Regions from separate parts of the Homo sapiens genome. Here regions 2 and 3 are each linked to region 1. A link is an interaction called in ENCODE POLR2A ChIA-PET data of the cell type or tissue named here. Cell type or tissue: Panc1. All regions are shown on one strand.

Region 1 (2,500 bases):
AGTGCTGGGATTACAGGTGCGTGCACCACGCCCAGCTAATTTTGTTAATTTTTTTGTAGGGACAAGGTCTTGCCATATTCCCCAGGCTGGTCTTGAACTCCTGGACTCAAGTGATCCTCCTGCTTTGACCTCCCAAACTGTTGGCATTACAGGAGTGAGCCACCGCATCTGGCCTCTTCTGTTATTTTCCAATAGCTTTCTCATGTGAGTTACCCTTAGGTTGGCAATCTATCTGGAACTGATTTTTGTGTACGGTGTAAGTTAGGGTTTTAAATTTTATCAAAGTAATGCACATAGCTAATAAAATAAAAATAAATGAGTCTACTTTCTTAAGGAGACTTCTTTAAAAACTATTTCTCCATTATGAAAATAGTAGCATCATTGGCCAGCCTGTAATCCCAGCACTTTGGGAGGCCAAGGTGGGCAGATCACGGGGGCAGGAGTTCGAGACCAGCCTGGCCAACGTGGTGAAACCCCATCTCTACCAAAAATACAAAAATTTGCCAGGCATGGTAGTGAGCGCCTGTAATCCTAGCTACTCAGGAGGCTGAGGCAGGAGAATCGCTTGAACCCGGGAGGCGGAGATTGCAGTGAGCTGAGATCACACTATTGCACTCCAGCCTGGGCGACAGAGTCAGACTCCGTCTCAAAAAATAAAAAGAAAAAAGAAAATATTCACATCTCATTACTGAAAACTTAGAAAGAGCCAGGGAGGTTTCATGGCTCAAGGAACTAACAAACCTGGGTTTTGTTTTTGTTTTTGGAGACAGGGTCTCACTCTGTCACCCAGGCTGGAGTGCATTGGTGTAATCATGCAATCATAGCTCACTGTGACCTCAAACTCCTGTCCTCAAGCAATCCTCCCACCTCAGCCTCCCAAAATGCTGGGATTATAGGCGTGAGTCACTGTGCATAGCCACAAACCTGGGTTTGAATTCTGGTTCTGCCACTTTGTGACTGGGTAACCTTGGGTGAGTGTCTGCTCTTGTGTTAGCCTCAGTGACCTAATATCTAAAACTGATACAACAGTGCCTACTTTGCAAATGCTTGGAAAGATACAGCAAGTAAAACGTGTAACACGGGGTGGGGCTGATCAAGAAAGAGCTCCATAGATAATAGCCACAATTATTTACAAAAGATTTCATTCAATCACTCAGTGGCCATTGAGAATGCTTGGAGCATTTTTTCTTGTACACAGGAATTGGGCTGAATCACGGTCATACCACAGTCTGACGTTATTTTTACTGGACTCTTCTAAGCATTCTTTGATACTGGCTCATAATATTCCATTGTGTGGTTTACTTTACCCAATCTGAGAGATGCCATCCATGGAAAAAAGCCAGGGCTTTGGAGACAGACAGCTTGCGTTTAAACCCAGCTCCAGCATTGAGTAGCTGTGAGCCATTTGCCTCTCTGTGCCTCAATTTCCACATCTGCAAAATGGGGATAATAAACCATGCTGTATATTTGACGTATTTTAGAGAGTTGTGAGAATTAGATGAGTGAATGAATGGATGTAATGAACTAAGACCTGTGGTAAAAACAGCACTTGTTATAAACCGAGTCCTTAAAAATCTTAATAGAAATATTTCAAGGTTTTAGCTGGGTGCGGTGGTACATACCTGCAGTCTTAGCTACTTGGGAGGCTGAGGCAGGAGGGTTATGTGAGCCTAGGGGTTCAAGACCAGCCTGGGCAACATAGTGAGACCCCCATCTCTAATTTATATATGTATAGTTATATATGTACATATATAAAGAATAGTAAGATGTAGGCTTTTTGGGTTTGGTTTTTTCTTTTTCTTTTTTTTTTTTTAAAGTCAGGATCTTGCTCTGTTCCCCAGGCTGGAGTACAGCGGTGCGATCTCAGCTCACTACATCCTCAACTTCTCGGGCTCAAGCAATCCTCCCACCTCAGCCTCCTGAGTAGCTAGGACTACAGGCTCACACTGCTACGCCCGGCTAATTTTTGTATTTTTTGTAGAGACGAAGACTTGCGATGTTGCCCAGGCTGGTCTCAAACTCCTAGGCTCAAGGGATCCTTCCACCTTGGCCTCCCAGAGTGCTGAAATTACAGGCGTGACCCACTGTGCCTGGCCAAGAATAGTAAGATGTTAATGATAGAATCCAGTTGGATATATGGCGGATATATGTGTGTTCCTTGTAAAGGTCTTTCAGTTTTCCTGTGCATTTGAAAATGTTCATAATAAGATGTTGGGGAAAATGCTTGGGGACATCCACGTAGTTGCTGTTGTCGACCTTTATGGTGAAGCCACAGCAGCAACTGATTCCCGAGTGATTGACACGCTGTGTGTTCATTTAATGACCCTGACAATCTTTAATGCAGACTTTAGAAATTTTACAGATGGACCCATTTTACAGACGAGGAAACTGAGGCTCAGCAAGGCTAAGCACCTTGTCGTGTGACCTACAGGTCACCGACTGGGTGGGGGGCAGACAAGGTGAATGGTAGAGGGACAGCTCCCTTCCAGAAAGAACGGTA
Region 2 (2,500 bases), 97 kb after region 1:
TCTAGGTGGGAGGCAACCCAGACCCCCACACGGCCTCCTGTGACACCCTTGCAGACAGTAGTCTCTCCAGGTGGCATGTGGCTTGAGAATTTTTTTGGAGCTTACTCTATGAGTCTGTGCCTGTCTAGGTATTGTGGCTCACGCCTGTAATCCCAGCACTTTGGGAAGCTGAGGCGGAAGGATTGCTTGAGCCCAGGAGACCAGCCCTGGGAACATGGTGATACCCTATCTTTACCCCAAAAAAAAAAAAAAAAGCCAGGTGTGGTGGTGCACACCTGTAGTCCCAGCTACTTGGGAGGTTGAGGTGGGAGGATCACTTGAACCCAGGAGGTCGAGGCTGTCATGAGCCATGATCATGCCACTGCACTCTAGCCTGGGCAACAGAGCAAGACCTTGTCTCAAAACAAAACAAAAAAAAGTGTGTGTGTGTGTGTGTGTGTGTGTGTGTGTGTGCCTTCAGTTCTGTGTGTGTGTGTACCTGTCTCTATCCCTACCAGGGGTTGTGTCTCTATGTCTCTATTTATATCTAAATGGATATTTTTTGTGCCCTACATTTTCCAAGAGGATTCCTTGCAAGTTTCCTTTTTTGTTCAGAAGATCTTCCTGGCCGGGCACGGTGGTTCACACCTGTAATCCCAACACTTTGGGAGGCTGAGGCAGGTGGATCACATGGTCAGGAGTTTGAGACCAGCCTGGCCAATATGGTGAAACTCCATCTCTACTAATAATACAAAAATTAGCCAGGCATGGTGGTGGGCGCCTGTAATCCCAGCTACTCAGAAGGCTGAGGCAGGAGAATTGCTTGAACTCGGGAGGCGGAAGTTGCAGTGAGCCGAGATGGCACCACTGCACACAGCCTGGGCGACAGAGAAAGACTCTGCCTGAAAAAAAAAAAAAAAAAGATTTTTCTCTATCTGGTAAGCTTTTAATTTTTAACTTTCTGCCCTCCAACTATGCACATCTTCACAGTGCAGATGTATCTCTAATTGATTAACTGGGTCCCTTGACAGCCATCACTAAGGCAAAGCTGGACTGCTTTGTTTTGGGCATTTCTTTTGTCTTCTAAAGGCTCATAATGTAGGAGTCTGCAGGGCCAGGCTCCCGGCTGAGTGCTTCGAGAGGATCATCCCAGGAGTTGCCACCGATGCAGGATTTTTCTCAGCCACATTGCTGCCCAGAGACCTCTGGCCAGCAATGCCACTGCCCTGGCCTTGCACTGTTCCCAGGTTTGTTGCAGGAGGCACCCTGCCCACTCAGCCCACCAGGGCACAGCTGGATTGCACTCTGGCATGGATCCCACAGCCACCGTGACTTTGCACTCAGCCCCTGGGTGGGAGGGGGTGTGTGAACTAGCAAGTGTGGGGTCCCACTGGCCCCTGCAAGCACTGACACAGGGGCAGGCTCCATGTAGGGTTTGTGGCTGGACCAGGTGTGTTGCAAGCGGCTCCCACTGTGTACTCTGGCGTTCAGACAAGGAGAACACGGCGGCACCCAAACAGGGAAGCCCATGACCCTGAAGTCCCAGAGGTGGTGTTATAGCATGCTAACAGCTCTGTTAGTCCCTCCACAGCCTGACGAAAGGAGGCATGTTAGTAGTTCTGTTATGTTGCCCCACTCTGGCCTGTAGCTCCAGGGCTGGCCTGGTCTTGCCACTGCTTTCTGTTGCATGGGGTGGCCGCTAGGCACCAATCGTGGGGAGCTATGGTGCTACTGCCTTCTTTGTACCTACATTCGGCAGGGTCCCAAGTTCTTGTCCCACGTCCAAGAAGAATGAGATCACACTTACAATCCAAGGGTGAGAAGGGTGGAGAAGATTTTTATTATTAAGTGACATAAAAGCTCTCAGCAGAGAGGGGATGTGAGGGTAGTCCCCCACCTGAAGTCAGGTGGTCTCTCCCTCAGTGTGGCTGGGTCTGGGGCTTTTATGGACTTAGAATGGGGGAGTGCATGCTGATTGGTTTGTGAGTATGCAAAAGAGGCTAAAACAAAGGCACCATTCAAAGATGGGCATGACAGTGTAAAAAACCAATTACGGGCTGGGTGTGGTGGCTCACACCTGTAATCCCAGCACTTTGGGAGGCCAGGGCAGGCAGATCACCTGAGGTCAGGAGTTTGAGACCAGGCTGGCCAACATGGTAAAACCCTGTCTCTATTAAAAATTCAAAAATGAGCCAGGCGTGGTAGCGGGCACCTGTAATCCCAGCTACTTGGGAGGCTGAGGCAGGAGAATTGCTTGAACCCAGGAGGCGGAGGTTGCAGTGAACCAAGATCATGCCACTGGACTCCAGCCTGGGCAACAGAGCGAGACTCCATCTCAAAAAAAGAAAGAAAAGAAAAAAAAATTAGGGAAGGGTAGGTACATGTAAAATAGATGAAGGGTGGGGAGGAATCAGAGGAAAGTGCACCAAACAGGAAGACAAGTTCTCAATCTGGTCCGTGGATTTATCTGAGACTTGCAGCTTGGCCTTCAGGCTTAAAACTGTCTTTGGCTTGAAGATGA
Region 3 (2,500 bases), 210 kb after region 1:
ATCTTGTGGCCCCCTATACAGGAACTGACTCAGCTCAAGAAGACAGCTTCGACTCCCTATGATTTCATTCCTGAGCAATCAACACTCCTGGCTCACTAGCTTCCCCCCACCCACCGCGTTGTTGTTAAAAGCTCTGATCCTAGAATGCTCAGGGAGACTGATTTGAGTAATAATACAACTCCGGTCTCCCGCACAGCGCACAGCGGGCTCTGGCTCCTCTGCGTGAATCACTCTTTTTTTTTTTTTTTTTTAAGGCGGAGTCTTGCTGTGTTGCCCAGGCTGGAGTGCAGTGGCGTGGTCTCAGCTCATTGCATCACTGGAAGCTCCGCCTCCCGGGTTCACGCCATTCTCCTGCCTCAGCTTCCCAAGTAGCTGGGACTGCAGGCACGTGCCGCCACGCCCGGCTAATTTTTTGTGTTTTTAGTAGAGACAGGGTTTCACCGTGTTAGCCAGAATGGTCTCGGTTTCCTGACCTCGTGATCCGCCCACCTCAGCCTCCCAAAGTGGTGGGATTACAGGCGTCAGCCACTGCGCCCAGCGAATTACTCTTTCTCTATTGCAATTCCCCTGTTTTGATGTATGGGCTCTGTCTAGGCAGCAGGAAACGTGAACCCCTTGGGCGGTTACAATAGTTCCAGTTCGAGGTGTCAGCACAATAGACTTCCTTCTGAGGGCTCTCTCCTTGGCTTGCAGATGGTCATCTTCTCCCCTTGTTTTTTGTTTTATTTTTTGTTGTTTGTCGGTTTGTTTTTGAGACAGGGTCTCACTCTGTCGCCCAGGCTGGAGTGCAGTGGTGTGATCTAGGCTTACTGCAATCTCCACCTCCCACGATCCTCCCACCTCAGCTTAGTAGTACTAGGACTACAGGTGCACACCACCACCATGCCCGGCTAATTTTCGGTATGTTTTGTAGAAATGGGGTTTCGTCATGTTGCCCAGGCTGGTTTTGAACTCCTGACCTCAAGTGATCCACCCGCCTCGGCCTCCCAAAGTGCTGGGATTATAGGCGTGAGCCTTTGAATTCTTGCATCATCTGTGGGTGTCACCTTGAGACCTGGTGACCAACCTGTTCCTCAACACCTTTCACCCAATGCTTTTAGCACTTCTCTGTTGTTGCTGAATCATTGGATTTATTTGTACTATTAGAGTCTATGTGTGCCAACTGACACTGGTTTTCCACTTCCTGGAGTGAAATGACATCTCCTGTTTAAATAAATGTGTTGAATTAAAAACAAAAGAGTGGGTTGATTTAAAGAAAATTATTAAGCAGTGAAGTGGGCAGGTGATGCATGAATGTGTGGCAAAAAAAAAAAAAAAAGGGACGTGAAACTCAAATGGCAGCTGTTTGGGGTATCGCTGGTTGAGGGCTTAGGGTCAAACTCAAGCTCCTGTTTGCTGTGGAGCTCTGGGCTTCATGCTAGAAGTCTCCCCTTGGGCTCTCACTCACATCATGGAAAAATAATTTTTAATAAAGGAAGTGGGCCGGGCATAGAAGCTCATGTCTGTAATCCCAGCACTTTGGGAGGTGAAGGTGGAATGATTGCTTGAGCCCAGGAGGTCAAAGCTGCAGAGCTGTGATCACACCACTGCACTCCAGCCTGGGCAACAGAGCAAGACCCCACCTCAAGAAAGAAGAAAAAAAGAAAAAGGGAGGAAGTGAACAAAGGAAGTGGTCATACCAAGCACACAGGGTTTTTTTGTTTTTGAAAAAAAAAGTTCTAGTCCACGAAAAAAGATTCAAAGAGAAAAGTCAGAAAGCCCTTTTAAATATATATATATATATATATAAAACTTGGGGCCGGGCATGGTGGCTCACGCCTGTAATCCTAGCACTTTGGGAGGCCGAGGCGGGCAGATCGCGAGGTCAGGAGTTCGAAACCAGCCTGGCCAACATGGTGAAACCCCGTCTCCACTAAAAATACAAAAATTAGCTGGGCGTGGTGGTGCACCCTTGTAATCCCAGCTACTGGGGAGGCTGAGGCAGGAGAATGGCTTCATTGAACCCAGGAGGCAGAGGTTGCAGTGAGCCGAGATCGTGTTACTGCGCTCCAGCCTGGGTGACAAGCAAGACTCAGTCTTAAAAAAAAAAAAAAAAAAAAAAAAAAAAACTTGGATATTAGCTTTTGATTAAGCTGACTTCTAACTATAAAGCTCTTTAAAATAACTACTCTTAAATTTCTTATTACCAGATTAAATTTCTTATTAAAATAAATAAATTTATTTATTTATTTATTTTATTTTTGAGATGGAGTGTCTGTCTGTTGCCCAGGCTGGAGTGCAGTGGTGCAATCTCAGCTCACTGCAACCTCCGCCTCCTGGGTTCAAACAATTCTTTTGTCTCAGCCTCCCAAGTAGCTGGGACTACAGGCAGACACCACCATGTCCGGCTAATTTTTGTATTTTTAGTAGACATAGAGTTTCACCATATTGGTCAGGCTGGTCTCGAACTCCAGACCTCAGGTGATCCACCCGCCTTGGCCTCCCAAAGTGCTGGGATTAC

What was found. Peaks named below come from ENCODE experiments on the same cell type or tissue, not always from the same donor. Only the 100,000 strongest peaks of a DNase experiment are listed, where the experiment ranks them.
Region 2: POLR2A ChIA-PET joins it to region 1 with 5 read pairs; 7 of 35 experiments call an interaction of 5 or more read pairs at or near these places.
Region 3: POLR2A ChIA-PET joins it to region 1 with 8 read pairs; 3 of 35 experiments call an interaction of 5 or more read pairs at or near these places.

Annotation. Positions count from the first base shown.
Region 1 is chr19:39,077,472-39,079,971 of GRCh38, reverse strand. No RefSeq gene overlaps it. Among named protein-coding and RNA genes, the nearest start is that of ACP7, 5.6 kb to the left of the region's middle. RefSeq lists a silencer at 1,049-1,343. In Panc1, no CTCF peak of the experiment used is centred here; DNase peaks (open chromatin) are centred at 1,041 and 1,141; H3K4me3 peaks cover 363 bases; H3K27ac peaks cover 2,500 bases.
Region 2 is chr19:38,980,024-38,982,523 of GRCh38, reverse strand. No RefSeq gene overlaps it. Among named protein-coding and RNA genes, the nearest start is that of FBXO17, 5.5 kb to the right of the region's middle. In Panc1, no CTCF peak of the experiment used is centred here; no DNase peak of the experiment used is centred here.
Region 3 is chr19:38,863,583-38,866,082 of GRCh38, reverse strand. No RefSeq gene overlaps it. Among named protein-coding and RNA genes, the nearest start is that of RINL, 13 kb to the left of the region's middle. RefSeq lists enhancers at 1-380, 940-1,234. In Panc1, no CTCF peak of the experiment used is centred here; a DNase peak (open chromatin) is centred at 1,172; H3K27ac peaks cover 572 bases.